2 separate regions of the Homo sapiens genome follow, and region 1 is linked to region 2. A link is an interaction called in ENCODE POLR2A ChIA-PET data of the cell type or tissue named here. Cell type or tissue: OCI-LY7. All regions are shown on one strand. Each heading gives the region's core, and the rest is flanking DNA. Links, peaks and the distances in the headings are about the cores only.

Evidence for each region. ChIA-PET counts read pairs that join two places held together with the same protein. Peaks named below come from ENCODE experiments on the same cell type or tissue, not always from the same donor. Only the 100,000 strongest peaks of a DNase experiment are listed, where the experiment ranks them.
Region 1: POLR2A ChIA-PET joins it to region 2 with 10 read pairs; 2 of 35 experiments call an interaction of 5 or more read pairs at or near these places.

The regions. Positions count from the first base shown.
Region 1 is chr3:122,640,746-122,650,848 of GRCh38, forward strand. No RefSeq gene overlaps it. Among named protein-coding and RNA genes, the nearest start is that of PARP14, 35 kb to the right of the region's middle. In OCI-LY7, for the core only: no CTCF peak of the experiment used is centred there; DNase peaks (open chromatin) are centred at 5,556 and 6,076; H3K4me3 peaks cover 884 bases; H3K27ac peaks cover 877 bases.
Region 2 is chr3:122,500,401-122,510,503 of GRCh38, forward strand. The region is part of intron 1 of KPNA1 (karyopherin subunit alpha 1); the gene reads right to left. Among named protein-coding and RNA genes, the nearest start is that of KPNA1, 9.5 kb to the right of the region's middle. RefSeq lists enhancers at 8,129-8,178, 8,339-8,388. In OCI-LY7, for the core only: no CTCF peak of the experiment used is centred there; no DNase peak of the experiment used is centred there.

The DNA of each region.
Region 1 (10,103 bases), core at 780-8,779, 140 kb after region 2:
TTAATTGATTAAATTATTACATATCCTAGCTTTGGTCTCACCACATTAGTAAACATAGGAAGGGAATCTTGCAACTAAATTCAAAGTATGAATAACTTAAAAGACCTTTGGCCCATTTCTCTTTGTTTATGTTATTTTTGTGGTCACTAGGATATAAATATTCTCTAATCTTCTTTTCTTTATTTCACTGAGAAGGGCATTTTCTACACAGTATTTAATTCCCTTAAGTCTCTTGTTCCTAAAATTATCACCCTATAACTAAGACCTATCAGAGGAGTGATTTTGGCTTCCACAAAATCCAACCACCTCTTCAATCTGAGCTTTTCTTTACACGTGCTTAATGTGTTCTTGTCTCTTCACACCTAGATGGCTCAACTCTCAACACCTTTTTCACATTCAATTTACTCAATTAGTACAATGCGAGATCAACCCTCCACCTAAACGGAAAAAAAAAATAATGAAAATGCTTCTCTTTAGGTCTTTGTAGTTTATGGTGTTAGATGGAGCTCTTTTTTTCATATTAATTCCACTAAAATTCCAATTAAAGTGCCTGAGATAAGGGAAGTACCAATACAAAAAGAACAACATAAAATTAACAAATCTGGGGCCAACAACAAAAACAAAATTTCAGTGTAAATTCAGGATAAAACAAGAACCCAGAAAGTAAAAGTAGGAGTATTAGAATCTAGAACAGATAATGATAAACATCATAGAGCAATAACAATTTTATAATGTTCTATTGTTTTTTGTTTTTTGTTTTTTTTTGTTTTGAGATGGAGTCTCACTCTATTGCCCAGGCTGGAGTGCAGTGGTGCCATCTTGGCTCACTGCAACCTCCACCTCCCGGGTTCTAGCGATTCTCCTGCCTCAGCCTCCCAAGTAGCTGGGATTGCAGGTGCTCACAACCACGCCCGGCTAATTTTTGTGTTTTTAGCAGAGTCGGAGTTTCACCATGGTGGCCAGGCTGATCTTGAACTCCTGACCTCAGGTGATCTGACTGCCTCAGCCTCCCAAAGTGCTGGGATTACAGGTGTGAGCCACCATACCTGGCCAAATCTTCTATTGTTAACAGAGGTTTGTTTGTTCTTTTTTTTTTTTTTTTTCTTTTTTTGAGACGAAGTCTCTGTTGCCCAGGCTGGAGTATAGTGGTGCAATCTCAGCTCGCTGCAACCTCTGTCTCCCAGGTTCAAGTGATTTTCGTGCCTCAGCCTTCTGAGTAGCTGGGACTAGCATGTGCCACTATGCCTGGCTAATTTTTATATTATTAGTAGAGATGGGGTTTTGCCATGTTGTCCAGGCTAGTCTCGAACTCCTGATCTCAGGTGATCTGCCCACCTTGGCCTCCCAAAGTGCTGGGATTACAGGCTTGAGCCACTGCCCCAGGCCTTGTTTTTTACTCTTGAGACAGGGTCTCACTTTGTCACCCATGCCAGAGTGCAGTGGTGCAATCATGGCTCACTGCAGCCTTGACTTCACAAGCTCAAGTGATCCTCCCATCTTAGCCTCAAGTGATCCTCCCATCTCAGCCTCCCAAGTAGCTGGGATCACAGGCACGTGCCACCACACTGGAATAATTTTTTTTTTTCAGTAGAGAAAATGTCTCCCTATGTTGCCCAGCGTGGTGTCAAACTCCTTGGCTCCAGTGATCCTTCTACTTGGCCTCTCAAAGTGCTGGGATTACAGACATGAGCCACCGCACCCAGCCAACAGAGCATTTTAATATATACAGTATCTCACTTCTCTCTGTAGCAGTCCTCTGAGGAAGGAGGCCCCTTTGATGGAGGACGCTGATCCTCAAAGGGATCAACTGACATGCCTCTCTCATTCAGCTAGTAAGTGGCAGTGCTGGGAGTGGGTGTCAAATCTCTGAGAAAGACCATAGTTGTTGATAGACTCCACACTGCATGAATGGAAACAGAAAACAGTATACTGACTTACAGAATGGTGAATCAACAAATAAAATGAAAAATGGCTGGGCACAGTGGCTCACGTCTGTAATGCCAACACTTTGGGAGGCTGAGGTGGGTGGATCATGAGGTCAGGAGTTTGAGACCAGCCTGGCCAACATGGTAAAACCCTGTATCTCCTAAAGGTACAAAAATTAGCCAGGAGTGGTGGTGCATGCCTATAATCCCAGCTACTCGGGAGTCTGAGGCAGGAGAATTGCTTGAACCTGGGAGTCAGAGGCTGCAGTGAGCTGAGATTGCGCCACTGCACTCCAGCCTGGGCAACAGAGCAAGATTCTGTCTCAAAAAAAAAAAAAAACAAAAAACAAAAAACAAACACACACACACACCAACACAGCAAAAAACTGAAAAACGAAAGAGCACTAAGTAGTCCTATCACAAGAAGTCAAGAAGGCTTAATTAACTCAGAAAACAGGGTATGCAAATTCAAAGTCCTAACCAAAGGGGTTTCTGAGTAAACACAACCAACAGGCAGCTTGAAAAACCACAAGTCAAGAATATGAAAGAGAAAATTTCCTGGAATTGAAAAAAGAATATAGCCTTGGGGGAAGAAGGATACTTCATTCAATTAAGGGGGATTGCATAATAATCACATGCATTAGAATAACTTTTATTTTGTTACCTTAGATTGTCCACCAACAGCCCCCAAGTTTTAAAATATACTTAAAAATAATTTTTTTCTTTGAGACAGAGTCTCGCTCTGTTGTCCAGGCTGGTGTGCAGTGGTATGATCTCAATCTCGGCTTACTGCAACCTCTGACTCTTGGGTTCAAGCAATTCTTCTGCTTCAGCCTCCTGAGTAGCTGGGATTATAGGCACTGGCTAATTTTTGTATTTTTAGTAGAGACGGGGACCAGGCTGGTCTCAAACTCCGACCTCAAGTGATCCACCTGCCTCGGCCTCCCAGAGTGCTGGGATTACAGGCATGAGCCACTGTGCCTGGCCTAAATTAAGTTTTGTTTGTTTCTTTGTTTGTTTGTTTTTTGAGACAGTCTCACTCTGTCGCCCAGGTTGGAGTGCAGTGGTGCGATCTCTGCTCACTGCAACCTTGCCTCCTGGGTTTAAGGGATTCTCCTTCCTCCTAGCTGGGATTACATGGGCCCACCACCATGCCCAGCGAATTTTTTTATTTTTAGTTTTAGTAGAAATGGGGCTTCACCATGTTGGCCAGGCTGGTCTTGAACTCCTGACCTCAAGTGATCCGCCTGCCTCGGCCTCCCAAGGTGCTGGGATTACAGGCGTGAGCCACCGCACCCTGCCAGTAAGCTTTTTAACTAAAGTTAAGTGATGCATGCTTTAGCTACAAACTAAATGGTTTCCTTGTGTGCCTACCTGCAAAGGAAAAGTACTCCAGTGTGAGTCAAGGGAGAATGCTTTTCTCAGGGATATCTCTCAATAATTGAGACAAGATACTCAGGGATGTGTTTCTGTTGGATTGACCCTTTTTACTCTCTTTTTCCAGTTCCTTTTTCTCCCTCTCTCATACAAGGGAAGTGGGGCAGTACGAAGGAACTGGAGATGGGAAAAGCATGGGGCTGGCTCTTCCCCAGAGAAGCCATCTCACTTTGAAAGGCTAATGGGGGCTGGCCGCGGTGGCTCACACCTGTAATCCCAGCACTTTGGGAGGCCGAGGTTGGTGGATCATTTGAGGGCAGGAGTTTGAGACCAGCCTGGCCAACATGGTGAAACCCTGCCTCTCAGCTACTTGGGAGGCTGAGGCAGGAGAATCGCTTGAACCTGGGAGGTGGAGGCTATAGAGCCAAGATCGGTGCCGCTGCACTCCAGTGTGGATGACAGAGCAAGACTGTGAAGGAAAGAAAGAAAGAAAGAGAGAGAGAGAGAAAGGAAGGAAGGAAGGGAGAAGAAAAGAAAAGAGAAAAGAAAAAAGAAAAGAAAAGAAAAGAGAAAAGAAGAAAGGCTAATGGGGCCAGGGTGAGATCCGAGGGAAAGGAGGCTTGGGGTGTGAGACTTGGCCATTTGGGCTCTTGGCTTCAGGGAAAAAAACCTTTCTTCTTTGGATTCATCTTTCCACCATGTTGACTCTTCCTACATCGTATGAAGACCTAGAGAATAAACTAGGCAGGCAAGCGGCCTATGATTCAGGAAGCCACACAACCAAGAAACAGAACTGAGGACAACCCATTTGCTGAGATTGTTCTTTGCTGCCAGACAACCCAGGGATTTGGGGGTCATCATTAACTTTCTATAGGTAATAAATATTAATCCAATGCACTAACAAAAGAGGTTGGTGTGCAAAGCAGATTGAGAGACAGTGCATTAATCTGCTAGGGCTGCCATAGAGAAACACCTCAGACTGCATGGCTTAAACAAGAGAAATCCATTTTTCTCATAGTTCTGAAGGCTGGAAGTGCAAGATCCAAATGTCACCAGGGTTTGGTTCTCCTGAGACTTCTCTCCTTGGCTTGCAGATGGCCCTTCTTACTGTGTCCTCACGTGACCTTTCCTCGGTGCTCACATCCCTGGTGTCTCTTTGTTTCCTTCTAAGGATACTTGTTCTATCGAATTAGGGACCCACCTTTATGCCCACATTTAACCTTAGGTACCTTTTCAAAGGTTCTATCTCCACATACAGTTACATTGAAGGTTAGGGTTTCAATATAAGAATTTGGGGGTAACGCAATTCAGTCCCTAACAGAGTAAAAATTCAAGAGGTTAAGTACAAAAAAAATTTAGAAATTAAAGAGAAGGAAAGAAAATTCATTTCAGAATATCAAGAGTTGGTACCATGTAGTCCTGGCCTAGCATCAGCAAACTTGGAGGGGTCAGTCCTAAACTTAGAACTAATATAATGTGCTAACTGGGTAAACTTGGGCAAGTCATTTACACTCAGCCTCAATTCCTCATATTTAAATTGAAATAATAGGCCAGGAGAGCTGGCTCATGCCTGTAATCCCAGCACTTTGGGAGGTCAAGGCAGGAGGATCACTTGAGGTCAAGAGTTCAAGACCAGCCTGGTCAACATGGTGAAAATCCATCTCTACTAAAAATACAAAAATTAGCCAGGTGTGGTGGCACATGACTGTAGTCCCAGCTACTCGGGAGGCTAAGGCAGGAGAATCACTTGAACCCAGGAGACGGAGGTTGCAGTGAGCCAAGATCATGCCACTGCATTCCAGTCGGGGCAACAGAGCAAGACTCCATCTCAAAATAAATAAATAAATAAATAAATAAATAAATAAATAAATAAATAAATAAATTGAAATAATAACTTCCAGGGTTAAAGATAATACCAAAATGATAATGAAAAAAACATATTACTATTTTAAACCAAAAATTTGGAAGGGAAGTCATGAATAGCACAAACCATAGAGACAACCATAAATACATTTGATTACATTAACATTTTAAAAATTGAGGTTCAAGGTTAAGATGTCTGATTGAATTAGATGTATCTAACTTTGCTTTCTCTAACCTAGGAAAACCACATTAATGTGATTTTAAAGGACACGTATGCCCTCCAGAACAGGGAGGTAGAAGAGGAAATGTAGCTACACCATATTAGAAGCTAGAGGCAGATGGATCTGTGATTATGACTGCAGACTTACAACAGCTCAACCCTAAGTTGGCAAGTGGAGGGAAAGCTGAGAAACCACCTGATTTACTTTTAAAAGTCTCAGGAACTGAGAATGAGAGTGTCTCTGGCGCTAACAGTAAAGCAGCAAAGCATGGCAGGTGCTAAAATAAGAAAGATAGGATGAGAGCCGTTTAAGAAACAGTACATCCCTAGATCTCTCTGCCCCTTCTTTCCCCAGAATAACTGCCTTTCTCCTACTCCAGGAGAAATCTCGAAGCTATTCCCTATAAAAAGTAAATTGAAGGGTCTTTGAGGATATCAGGCACAGACAAGGCATTTGGTACTGTACCAAAAATAGGCAAATCAGAAGCCAAAAGCACACTAAATGCTTAATCCTGAAATGACAGCCCTCCCCAAACTGCCTTCCACCATTTGGCTCCCAGAATAGCAGCAGCCAGAAGTTTACTCACCAAGCAAGAGACTGAAAATTTCTATACAAGTGGAAATTTTACCTAAAGAGACTGACGTTAGAGATTCATCAACACACAGGCCACCAAATCCTGTAGAGTGAAACTCAAAGTTGATAAGCCCCACTCACTAGCTCAGAATTCTCACTAGTTTTTTAAACTCTTGTGAAACAGACAACCAAGGTTTAACAAACATTGCAGGAAAATCTCTAACTCAGAATATAAAGCTTTTTAAAAAAAACTATAATAAGAAAGAAAATGCCATAAAAAGGGAACATTTAGGAAACAAGCAAGAGGTCTTAAACATAATAACAGAAATGGAAAAAAAAAGCATTGGAAGATAAAGTTGAGGAAATCTCAGAAAGTAGAGTAAAAAGGCAATGAAGTGGAGAATAGAAAACCAAATATAAAATTAGAGGACCAGGCCAAGTTGTCCAACATCAGAAAGAGAGATCAGAAAGCAGAGAGAAAAACAAAAATCAAAGAAATAATTCAAGAAAACATCCTCAAACTAAAGAACACAAGTTTTCAGATTAGAAGTTTGTACCTAGTGCTCAGCATAATGGAAAAAAAAAATGCAGACCAACCCCAAAGTATACCATGGGGAAATTTCAGAAACAGGAAGGAAAAACTTCTAGAGGGAAGAAAAGAGAACAGGTTATCTACAGAGGATCAATAATCAGAATGGTTTCAGATTTCTTAGCACCAACACGAAGCTTAAAGACAATGGAACAATGCTTTCAAAATTCCAGCAGAGGCCAGGCACCGTGGCTCACAGCTGTAATCTCAGCACTTTGGGAAGCTGAGGCAGGAACATCACTTGAGCCCAGCCCAGGAGTTTGAGACCAGCCTGGGCAACAGAGTGAGACCTTATGTCTACAAAAAATTTTTAAATTAGCCAGGTGTGGTGGTACATGCCTGTAGTCCCAGCTACTGGGAAGGCTGAGGAAGGAGGATTGGGGGTCGCTTGAGCCTGGGAGGTCAAGGCTGCATTGATGGTGCCACGGCACTCCAGCCTGGGCAACAGAGTAAGACCCTGTCTCAAAAATAAGAAAAATTCCAACAGGAAGATATTTCTAGCTATAGTGATGGCAAGAGCCTTTTGATCACTGTAGACTGCAACGCAAAAGAAAACACAAGTCTGTCCAAATAAGAGAAATCCTCCCATATTTAAATATGTGTTTGGATGTGCATAGAATATCTCTAGAAGGATATACTAGAAGCTAGTAACTGTGTTCCCTCTAGACAGAACTGGGTGCTATGGAATAAAGGTGTAAGGCAGACTTAATTGTTACTGTTTACCTTTTTGTTTCCTTTAAATTTTATACTATGTGCATATATCACCTATTTGAAAAATAAATAAAATAAAATACATTTTATTTTAAAAGCTATATTGAGATATCCCTCTTTTTAACCTATTAGACTTGCAAAGATCAGTTCTGTAACACACTGTGTCAGCGAAGGTGCAGGAAAGTGGGGGCTTTGTTGGTGGGAGGGTAAATTGGCTCAATTTCTATGGAGGGCAATTTGGCAATAACTATCAACATTACAAGTGCATATATCCTTGACCCAGCAATTCCATTGCTAGGAATTTGTCATACAGATAAAACTGAAGAACGATTATTTGTAAAAGGTTATTTATTGTAGCAGCATAGCATTTTTTTTGCATTGTTTTCCTTGCAAGAAAGGAAACTAGAAGGCTAGATGGAGTAGGAGGGAGGTTTTTGTTTGTTTGTTTTTGAGACAGAGTCTCACTCTGTTGCCCAGGCTGGAGTGCAGTGGCACAATCTCAGCTCACTGCAACCTCCTCCTCCCAGGTTCAAGTGATTCTTGTGCCTCAGCCTCCTGAGTAGCTGGGATTACAAGCACCTGCCACCACACCTGGCTAATTTTTGTATTTTTAGTAGAGACAGGATTTCACCATGTTGGCCAGACTGGTCTTGAATTCCTGACCTCAAGGGATCCACCCACCTCAGCCTCCCAAAGTGCTGGGATTACAGGCATGAGCCATCATGACCAGCCTGAGGGAGATTTTTCACTGGGTACTTTCATGCCTTTGAATTTTGAACTTCAAGAATGTCTGTATTAGTCCATTTTCACGTTGCTGATAAAGGCATACCTGAGACTGAGTAATTTATACAGGAAAAAAGGTTTAATGGACTTACAGTTCCACGTGGCTGGGGAGGCCTCACAATCATGGTGGAAGACAAGGAGGAGCAAGTCATATCTACGTGGATGGCAGCAGGCAAAGAGAGAGAGAGCATATTCAGGGAAACTCCTCTTTATAAAGTCATCAGATCTCGTGAGACTTACTATCACGAGAACAGCATGGGAAAGACCTGCCCCCATAATTCAATTACCTCCCACTGGGTCCCTCCCACAACATGTGGTAATTCAAGATGAGATTTGGGTGGGGACACAGCCAAATCATATCAATGTCTTACCTATTTTTTTAAAAAAACAAATACTATCCCTTAAAATTTTACAACTTCTTTAAAAATTTTTAAAAAGCAATAAATAAGGTGAAAGAGACAAGTCACATGTTGAAACAAGAGATTTATAGTGCATATAACCAGTAAAGGACTAGTATCCAGATAATACTAAAGAACTCCTATGAATCAAGAGAAAAAGCAAGACTCCTCACAAATATATGGCAAGACCATGAAGATGCAATTCACAGAAGAGGAAAATTGAATGATCAATAAATAGATTTCTTAAACATTCAACTTCATTAAAACTATAAGATATTATTTCATATGTATCAGTTTAGGAAAATTTAAACGTCCGACAATATCAAGTGTTGAGACTGTGGAACAGGAGCTCTCATATAGCTGGTGGAAATACTAATTAGAGTAATCACTTTGGAGAGCAAGTCAGGGTCTTTAGGTGTATTATAGATAAGGCATCATTTAAAACACACCAAACAAAAAGTAAAAGGAAAGATGGTATGGATTGTACATTTTATAACGGTAAGCAAACTAATTCCCAAATAGAAGAAGAGAAAGTCTCAACTGCGATTCAGCCCATGGAGAAAGATGGAAGCTGTTTAGGTAATTCAACCTTACTCTCTATCTGACAGTCATCTCCAAGAGGGTCTGTCCAGTTTTTCATCCACATTGAAGACACCACCAGTCAGGTGTCTGTCACTGACTGGGGTGAGAGACTTCGTTTTATTCTCTTCTCTCTGTGGTATGAGCACACAACCATGCAACTGCAACAGATACCCCGTGTGCTCTTTACTCTGAGTACCCCAAGGAAGTAGCCATACTGTAAGGGGGAAAAAGAGACCTCATGTCTTTACTGGAACTCATCCCTATGGGCAGTCTCCTCGTCCAGGCCTTAACCAGGTGAAGCAAGTGGGATACAGAACGCTCCTCCCTTCCTTGTGCTACTGTGTTCTCCTTTCTCCCATGTTCTTTTAACTTCTCCCAACTTTGATCCTTCCCTCCTTTTCCAGACTACAACCTTGGTATTAGTCCATTTTCACACTGCTATAAAGAACTGCCCGAGACTGGGTAATTTATAACGGAAAGAGGTTTAATTGACTCACAGTTCAGCATGGCTGGGAAGCCTCGGGAAACTTATAATCATGACAGAAGGCAAAGGAGAAGCGGGCACCTTCTCCACCAGGCGGCAGGAAGGAGAGTGAATGCAGGAGGAACTACCAAACATTTATAAAACCATCAGATCTCATGAGAACAATATGAGGGAAACTGCCCCCATGATTCAATTACCCCCACCTGGTCTCTCCCTTGACATTTGGGGATTATGGGGATTATAGGAATTACAATTCAAGATGAGATTTTGGGTGGGGACACAAGCCAAACCATATTCACCATTTCCTCAGCATTTGGCAAGGCCCATGTTTCCTCTAGTATCTACAAAATCGTTGTAACCTACAGTGTCAGTTGAAAGTCATAGCCTTAACTTCCCAGCCCTTCCACGCTACTGGATGGAAAGACCTGGAGGCTGAATGCCTGGAGATGGAGGAAAGGAAGAGAACATGAAGGTATTTTTGTCCTATGGAAGGCAATACCTTCCCTCCCTCCCTCCCTCCCTCCCTCCCTTCCTTCCTTCATTTCTCTGATGTATTTTTTAAAGAACAATAAAAATTTAAAATCCAGATGTTAATCT
Region 2 (10,103 bases), core at 778-8,777:
CATGAGCTACCATACCCAGCCACAACTGTTAACAGTATTTCTTTATAACCTTACTAATTTTTACAAGGTCACTAGTAATGTCTCCTCTTTCATTTCTAATTTTTTTTTTCCCCCAGATACTCTCTCTCTCTGTTGCCCAGGCTGGAGAGTACAGTGGCACAATCATGGCTCACTGTAGCATCAACCTCCCAGCTCAAGCAATCCTCCCACCTCAGCCTCCCAAGTATCTGGGACTACAGGTGCATGCCCAGATTATTATTATATATTGGGCTGGGGGGCTAGGGGGATAGAGATAGGGTCTCACCATGTGGGCAACTGGTCTCGAACTCCTGGGCTCAAGTGATCCTCCTGTCTTGGCCTCTCAAAGTGCTGAGATTACAAGCATATGCCACTGTGCCCAGGAAATCTGAAAAATGTTGAGTTTTTCTCAATCTAGCTAAAAGTTTGTCAATTTTATTCATCTTTAATGCTCTCTATTGTTTTCCTATTCTCTATGTCATTAATTTTCACTCTACTCTTTATTTGCTTCCTTCTGCTTGCTTTAGGTTTACTCTGCTCTTCTTAACTCAGTCACTTAAAGTGGAAAGTTAGGTTACTGATTTGAGATCTTTCTTCTTTTCTTTTCTTTCCTTTTTTTTTTTTTTTTGAGACAGAGTCTCACTCTATTGCCCAAGCTGAAGGGCAGTGGCATGATCTCGGCTCACTGCAATCTCTGCCTCCCAGGTTCAAGTGATTCTCCTGCCTCAGCCTTCCAAGTAGCTAGGGTTACAGGCGACTGCCATCACACCCAGCTAATTTTTGTATTTTTAGTAGAGTCGAGGTTTCACCATGTTGGCCAGGCTGGTCAACTCCTGACCTCAAGTGATCCACCCACCTCCGCGTCCTGAAGTGCTGGGATTACAGGTGTAAGCCACCACGCCCAGCATCCTTTCTTCTTTAACAAAGGCATTCACAACTAAGTTTCCCTTTAAGCACTGCTTTAGCTGTATCCCTAAGTATTCCTACACGATGTCTTCATTTTCATTTATCCCAAAGTGTTTTCTGATTTCCTTTTTGATTTCTTCATGGACCCATCAGTTATTTAGGAGTATGTTCTTTAACTTACACATATTGGTGAGTTTCTCAAATTTCCTCCTGTTACTGATCTAATTTCTTTCCATTGTGATCAAAGAACAGGATCCTTTTAAAATTTATCTAGCTTGTTTTGTAGCCCAGCAAAATGCACACATAACACTTGCTATCCTGGAAAACACATATTTCCAGGATATACATATTTCTATTTGAAAATACATATTTTTGACTGCTGCTGGCTGGTAGTGTGGTCTATACATGTCAGTTAGGTCTAGTGGGTTTATTGTACTGATTCCTTCTTGACCTTCCACCAAGTTGTTCTGTCCTCTACTGAAAGTGGGGTACTAAAGCCTCCAACTCTTATTACTGAATTCTCTGTTTCTGTCAGTTTTTGCTTCTCTCATTCATTTACTGCATATATCCTAGGACCATTTCCAGAGGCTTTCCATGGTTGTTTTTGAAATACTTTACCCTAAGTTTACTGGGTAGTGGGTCAGCAGAGCTCCTTATTATGCTAAAAGCTGCATAAATAATTACATATACGAACATGATTTTGATGCAAACCTGGGTTGAGAATCACTAATTTATAACATGCTACCACATCTTCTATTTTATTTGGATCTCTTAACAAACCTTTATGGCAAAAAATATCATTCTCACCTTTTACAGATAAGGAATCAGAAGGCTCACAGAGTGACTTGGCCAGGGTTACACACTAAATACAAGATAGAGCTAGGATATGAACACAGGTCTCATTATACACCCAGTGATCTACTGAGAGAGACTGAATTGTGCCGTCCCCTCAAAACTCTTATGTTGACACCCTAACCACCAGTGTGACTTGTATTTTGTTATAGTGCCTTTTAGGAGGCAGAGTTAAATGAGGTCATGAGGGTCCCACCCTGATAAGACTGGTGTCGTTATAACAGAATGAGACACTAGAGACTTCTCTGAGAGATACAGAGAAAGGCTACATAAGAAGACAAGAATGCAGCTGTCTGCAAGCAAAAGAGTGCCCAGAAATCAACTCTGCTGGCACCTTGATCTGGAATTCTAGCCTTCAGAACTGTGAGAAAATAAATTTCTGCTTAAGCCACACAGTCTGCAGTATTTTGTTATGGTAGCCTGAGCAGATTAATATGTCTACTCAGTGGAAATCTGGCAGAAACTTTATCAGACTAAAAGGTGGGTGTAATACGGATGAGAACTTGTGAATAATTCCAAGGGAATCATATTTAAAGGTGATGAAAAATGATATAAAGAAGAGTGCTGGTTTCCTGAAGCAGGCAGCATTTTAGCTATGAAATATCACAATATGGCACAATAATAGTAGTGTTGCAATGATGTCCCAAATTCAAAATCTGAGTGGGACGCGGTAGTTCACGCCTGTATTCCCAGCACTTTGGGAGGCCAAGGTGGGAGGATCACTTGAGCCGAGTTTTGTAGCGACCCTGTCTCCACAAAAAATACAAAAAAATTAGACAGGCATGGTGGCAGGCACCTGTGGTCCCAGCTACTTGGGAGGCTGAGATGGGAGCATCACTTGAGCCTGGGAGGTCAAGGCTGCAGTGAGCCAAGATCGCACCACTGAGCAAAATCCCATCTCAAAACAAAAAAAAAGATTCGTTAAGTTTCAGTTTCAGGTCAAAAAAAGGAAAAAGCCAACAGTAAACTCCAACAAAACCAAAAACCTAAAATTAGACTTAAGGAAGTAACTTAGAGGTCTGTATTCAATGTGGAGTTGTAAGGGTAAGCAATTAAAGCCAGTGTTGGAAGCATGCATACATATATATATATATAAAGAAAGAAAGAATAAATGATAAATAAGGCAAAAGATAAACAATTGAGAAATGTCAATGAAGGCATATAGGAAGTCTCGTGCACTTCTTAAAACGTTTTTGTAGTTTGAAATGATTCCAAACTTTTTAAAAAATCTAAAAGGAAAGAAATGTTACGCAAAAATTAAATATTCAACTGCTTTTTTATTAAAGTGTCATAGGCAGCAAGTTGAATAAATGAAGCCTAGCCTTCCACAAGTCCCATGTTCAAATTTGCTTTGCAGACCAATCACATACAGAAGACAGTAGACTTCTGTGAGCCTGTTTCCTCATCTGTACAATGGACATAATGATACCTCATAAGGTGAAGAACATGTAAAAGCATACTTCCCACTGTCTGGCCCTTGTATAGTTTATACTTGGGAGTTACTGAAATGGTCATTATTTTTTCTCTTTTGAACTATTAAATATGGTGAATTATATTAATAGACTTTCTAATACCAAATGATCCTGTTTCTTTGGATAAACACACTTGGTGATGGTGTGTATTACCCCTTTCCAATTCTATTTGTTATATTTGTCACACTGAGAGCTGTTTGAAAAAAAACACGGGTATGATTCCAATTATATGACATTCTGGAAGAGGTAAAACCAGAAACAAACAAACAAAAAACCCAGTGGCTGCTGGGTGTTTTGGGGGAAGGCAGGATTAACAGGTGGAACACAGAAGAATTCTAGGGCAGGAAAACTATTCTGTATGATACAATAGTAGTTAATGCATGCTATTACACATTTGTCAAAACCCAAAGAATGTACAACACTAAGAATGAACCATAATGTAAACCATGGACTTAGAGTGAGGATGATGTGCCAATGTTGGTTCATCAATTGTTTTAGCTTGATCAGGCTACTGTAACAAAACACCATCAACTGGGTGTCTTATAAACAATAGAAATTTATTTCTCACAGTTCTAGAGGCTGGAAAGTCCAAATCAAGACCCTGGCTAATTCAGTATCTGGTGAGGACCCACCTCCTGGTTCACAGATGACCATTTTTTTCACTGTGTATTCACATAGCAGAAGGGGCTAAGGAGCTCTCTGTGATCTCGTGTAAGGGCACTAATTCCATTCATGAGGGCTCCATTTTCATCACCCAAAGGCCTCATCTTCAAACACCACCATACTGGAGATTGGGTTCAACACATGAATCGTAAGGGGACATAAACATTCAGTCTACAGCATTACTTGTAACAAATGAGCCATTCTGGAGCTTGTGCAATGTTGATGGTGGGAGAGTCTATATTCATGTGGGGGCAAGGGGTTGACGGAAACCCTGTACTTTCCATTCAATTTTGCTATGAACCCAAAACTGCTCTAAGAAACTGTCTGTGTGTGTGTGCGTGTGTCTGCGCACACGCATGTATGTGTGTATTTAGACTTCCCACCCCAAGAGGGGACAACCAATCTCATTTATGGATACTGGTGAGATTTTTAAGTTTCACTCCTTTCACTCTATTACTTCAATGGATGCATTTAGACTTTGGGTGAGAGAGAGAGAGAGATTTTTTAAAACATAAATATCTCATCAGTATCCATAAATGAGATTCGTTGCCCCCTCTTAGGATGGAGAGGGGATTACATTTGTTCTGTTGGGAGAGACTCTTTTTTTTTTTAAACACAAGCCTCAAATGTCCCTCTAAAGAGTCTAATTAATGTGTCTGAAGCAGACAGACACCTCTGGGTTTTTCTTCCTTTTAAGATCCCCAAGTGGGCCAGGCACAGTGGCTCACACCAGTAATCCCATCACTTTGGGAGGCCAAGGGGCGGGCAGATCACTTGAGGTCAGGAGTTCGAGACCAGCCTGGCCAACATGGTGAAACCCCGCCTCTACTAAAAATACAAAAATTAGCCAGCATAGTGGCATGCACCTGTGAGTCCAGGTACTTGGGAGGATGAGGCATAAGTATGGCTTGAACCCGGGAGGCAGAAGTTGCAGTGAGCCAGGATTGTACCACTGCATGCCTCAAAAAAAAAAAAAAAAAAAAATCCAAGCAAATTCTGATATGCATCTGCAGTTGAAAATCACTATAGTAGAGCAAAAGTTTTATTTTAAAACAATGTAAAATACAGTTGAAAATGAAGGCTGAAGTTGGACTGAAGATAGCTTTGATAGGAAAGAAAGGAAATAAATCTCTATGTCTGTAATAAGAGGAATAACAAAGTAATTGTATGAGAAAATTAGTTTATCCTAAGCAAATATTTTTAGGTGTTATCACCTAAGCTACTAATTAAAAATTGTAAGTTACTTTTCAAAGTACCCTCTCAGGAATCAGAAGCCTTCAAAATTAAAGCCATTATACCTAAATTTCCTCTTGTTTTCTAGAGAAATAAAGCCAAAGAAGCAATAAACTTAAAAACAAGATGCAATACTGGTGGTGAAATAGAAACACACTCTTTCAAAGACAGATCCCCTCACTTTCTCCTTCATGTCTAGTTACTCAATTATCAAATTTTGCTTATTCTATCCAAAGTCTTTGATTTTATCTGATCCGATCTATTCCCACTGCCACCAGCCTGGCTCAAGTCTGTGTCAACTGACACCTAGATAACTACAACAGCTCTAAACCAGCATTCTTAACCTCAGACTCTTTGCTCCTCAATTCATCCTACACAGCCCTCAGATTAATCTCAACACCCTTTTCACTGTATCACTTCAATGGATAAGGAACTACAACGTTTTTAACCACTTCTTAGAACAAGTCTAAACTTCTTGGTCCTGCAAGATCCTTTTGTCTGGATTCATTCAATACCATTCTCCACCACTCTAAACCCAAAACAATGAGTGTAGATCTTTTTATATTTTTATTATATTCAAGATGTTATATATTCAGTGCACTGGGTCAGCCCACCTAATCAGTAAATCTCAAACACATTCTAAATGTTCTGAATATTTAAAATCCATAATACTCTTGTGGAACAACTTGAAATCCTAATATACTTAATTCCACCATATAAATCAGGCATAATTTTATTAGAAAGTATATGATATGCATTTACTATTAAAAACCAAAACTACAAGAAAGTATGACTACAAAAAAGTTATGAATTTAAATAAGTGGAGTATAAGTATAAAGTGTTCAGTTCATTTGAAAATATAAATTATTGATGTTAACAGCTTCTAGTCAAACGATAGTAGGTCCGTTTAAAATATTTTAATAGAAATTAGAAAAGAAAATTAAAATTTGAAATATCCTACCCATTCTTTTCCTATACGATAATTAAGGAGTAGCTTTATTTTTATTAAGAGCATTTCAGTGTTCAATGAAAGCAAAGTTTGAAAAACCCTTCAATAAAGCTTTTCCTGTGAGAAGTCAATGTGGCAGACATATGATTCATAGGTGTTCATCTCTGGCCTCATCTTATAGCTCTAACCAATAATCCAATGGCAATACATATTTTCTTTCACAGCCCAGTTTCAAATGTTTTCCTTTGAGAGGTTTATCATAACCTTTGCCCCAAATTCTGACCCCCAACTCCCAGTATCTATAGGTTCCCAAGCTGGGAAGTTCTCCAAAGACATTCTCAATATCAAAACACTTAAAGGAAAATATCTGTCAAGGATCTGGAGAACTCAAACCCTGAATTGAATACTTCCACTTTTAGAATGTACATAAAGGAAACAAAACTAGTAGTATGTGTAAGACTGTTCACTGCAGTGTGATTATTCTAGTGAAAAATTGTAAAAAACCTAAAAGTTCCAATATGAGGGCTTGGTTAAAGGAAATGTTCACAATGTATTGAGAAAACAGAACACTAACATGAAAAATCTGAATGCTGGGAACAAAAACCCAACCTACACTATTCTCTATACTTTCGAAAAATATTTCGTAACTTAAGAAATCAGAATATAGCTGGGCGCAGTAGTTCACACCTGTAATCCCAGCACTTTGGGAGGCCAAGGCGGGCGGATCACCAGAGGTCAGGAGTTCGAGACCAGCCTGGCCAACATGGGGAAACCCCATTTCTATTAAAAATACAAAAATTAGCCGGGCGTGGTGGCGGGCGCTTGCAATCCCAGCTACTCGGGAGGTTGAGGCAGGAGAATCACTTGAACCCAGATGGCAGAGGTTGCAGTGAGCTGAGATTGTGCCATTGCACTCCAGCCTGGGCGACAGAGCAAGACTCCATCTCAAAAAAAAAAAAAAAGAAAAGAGAAGATATCAGCATATAAAATTTGAATATGGAAATATTATTTTATCTTCCAAATTTTCTGTGATAAGCAATATACTGATTATACAAGAAAAAAACTTTCAAAAAGTAGAGCTGAAAGCATATGTTTACTATGATAAAGCTTATCAACCTACCTAAAACACTGAATTTCTATACTTTTCACTACTATTTTTTCAACTGAGTATGCTGTTATTTCTTCAGAAGTTCTGATCTTTATGGTCTTTATGAAGGAGAAAAATTATCTCTTATCTAAAAGTTGAATGATTTTTTGGGGGGTTAAAAAAAAAAAAAGACAAATCTTTCCAGAAGATGACATAAAGGGTTCGTTCCCTCAGTAGTAAAAAAATTTTTAATCGCAAAAACTTGCCTTCATTCAATTCATATCCATTAATGAATTTAATAACCACTGTAATATATCTGTTTTAAGAACACTTATGAGGGTTTTCAAATTTCAAATCAGGAATTAGCACATATAGACTGCACTTTTCTTCCCATATCATATTAACTCAAAGCCAGAAATTCAATTTTAATCTTCAATAGGCACACAGTGGTCATTCAAATGCTGTGAAAAAATGAACAGAGGAGAAAACAAAGAGTTTATGTAAAGAAATAAAATGGTAGACATGGTAGAATACTAAAATTATAAAGAAATTTTTTTTTCAAATAAATGAACCAGAACCACGGCATAAAGAGAATAGGTAAGCAAAAGAATCAGAGATGGTGTCAAAACCTAAAAGAAGCCATAAAATAGACAAATTATATGTCACTAGCAAAGTGGAAAACTCTGAAGCCTAACCTGCAAACGAAGAAGGCAATAAGAAACAAGCTGATTCACACTACCTACCCACAAACAGGATGCTTCAGACAGATCATCCAGGTACTATCCCTCCTTAAGGTAGTGAGGAGTTGGGCTCAAAATCAGAAGGTTTGTTGAAAGTCTACAAAACAGCCATCACATGCCCAGATTTCCTCCTCCACTCTTCACAACCAGACAACCATCCTTCAGTAATCCCTTCAAATGGGTGCTCCAATGCAGGTGAGGGTGGGGGTGAGGTGCCTTATTGATAACAGAATTACATGAGCACAACAGTAAAAACCCAAGCTCCTTTTCTAAAATGAGTTCTCAAAACATGGCAGCCAGACACACATTCTCCTGGCAAGAGACTGGAGACTCTCAGGGAAACTGACTAGCCCAAGAGAAACAAACCTATGAGTATATGCCCTCCACCCACCACAAAAAAAATGGCCACCAGCTACTCTCTTCACCCTTCAACAAGCCACACTTAATAGAGCTTCCAATTCAGTTTTTGGCACTTCATTCTTAAATATGAATGGACAGCCACAAGACTACCAGACATCTGGGGAAAGCCTCAATAAAGAAAAGACAACAATGGTAACAAAATTTTTAAAACTATCATTAATATCCCCAGAAAGAATACAGCATCTATGAAACAACACAAATATACTATAAAATAAGAATGAGAGGCTGGACGCGGTAGCTCACGCCTGTAATCCCAGCACTTTGGGAAGCCGAGGAGGGTGGATCACTTGAGGTCAGGAGTTCAAGACCAGCCTGGCCAACATGGTGAAACCCCGTATCTACTAAAAATACAAAAATTAGCCAGGCGTAGTGGCGGGCCCCTGTAAACCCAGCTACTCGTGAGGCTGAGTCAGAACAATGGCTTAAGCCCAGGAGGCAGAGGTTGCGGTGAGCCAAGATCATGCCACTGCACTCACTTGGGCAACTGAACAAGACTCTCTATCAAACAAAAAAAAAAAAAAGAAAGATAAAACCAAGTAAAGGCAAACATGTGAGCAAAAAAGAACTCTCAAGCACTCAAGTAGGCACATACACTAATTCTCCCACTCTATGCCCAAGGAATCACAATCTTGGGTATATATCCTAGAGAACTTCTATACAGGTCTATAATAATGTACAAGAGTATATATAACACAGGGTATTTGAAATAGCAGAAAGGCAACTCAGGGATCAATTCCTAGGGAATGAAAAGTAAAATGTGGTAGATCTGCATTACAGAATTCTACATTAGACACAACTATACATACTTACAACAAAACAGAAAGATCCCCAAATCAATGTTGAATAAAAAAGAAAAAGACCTTTGCAAGGTCTATAACACAATACCTAAACATACACAGCTCCACTACATATTTTACAATGTTTCATATATAATCAAGGAATGTACCAACCACAATGTTATACAAAGAGGTAACAGAAGTAGGGCTCAGAAATTTAAGATAAAAATTTAAAGGACCTTGTACGATCTGATGTGTGACAAGAACTGAGAAGCATAATTCATTCTAAAATTCTTTTTGCCTAACATCCAAATAATAACAAAAACTTTCGAGAACTAAAGGACATGAACTCCCAGCTTATAAAGGTCCATGGAATGCCCTTAAACAAAAAAATACCCATACCTAGACACATCATCATGGAATTTTGAGGGTTAAAAATATCCTAAAAGCTTCTAGAGATTGGGGTAAAGGAAGATCACATACAAACAAAGAATCAGATTGGCTTTGGATTTCAAGAGTAACCCTGGAAGAAAGAAAACAATAGAACTATGACTTGCAAACTTGAAGTAGAAGTTACTTTCAACTCAGAATTTTATACCCAGACAAATTACTGATCAAATGCGAAGGAAGAATAAAGATTTTTTTCAGTCATGTAAGATGTCAGGAAGTTTTTGTTTTCCATGTATCCTTTCTCAGAAAGCTACTAAAAAATGTACTCCAAGGAAATAAGTAAACCAAGAAAGAAAATACAGGAAACAGTAAACAGGGGAACCAGTACAAAAGAGGGCAAAGAAGTTTAAGGATGATGAAAAGAGAAGTCCCTGGATAACAACTATGAAATAGGCCTAGAAAGTAACCAGTCCTAATTGCATTAAGAGGTTCCAGGTTAGCTGTCTCAGGAAATGAAGCAAACAACAACAAAAAATACTAACTTGTAGAAAAACAAAAATTTATTAAGAGAAGAAATGATATCACAGTACTCTACAT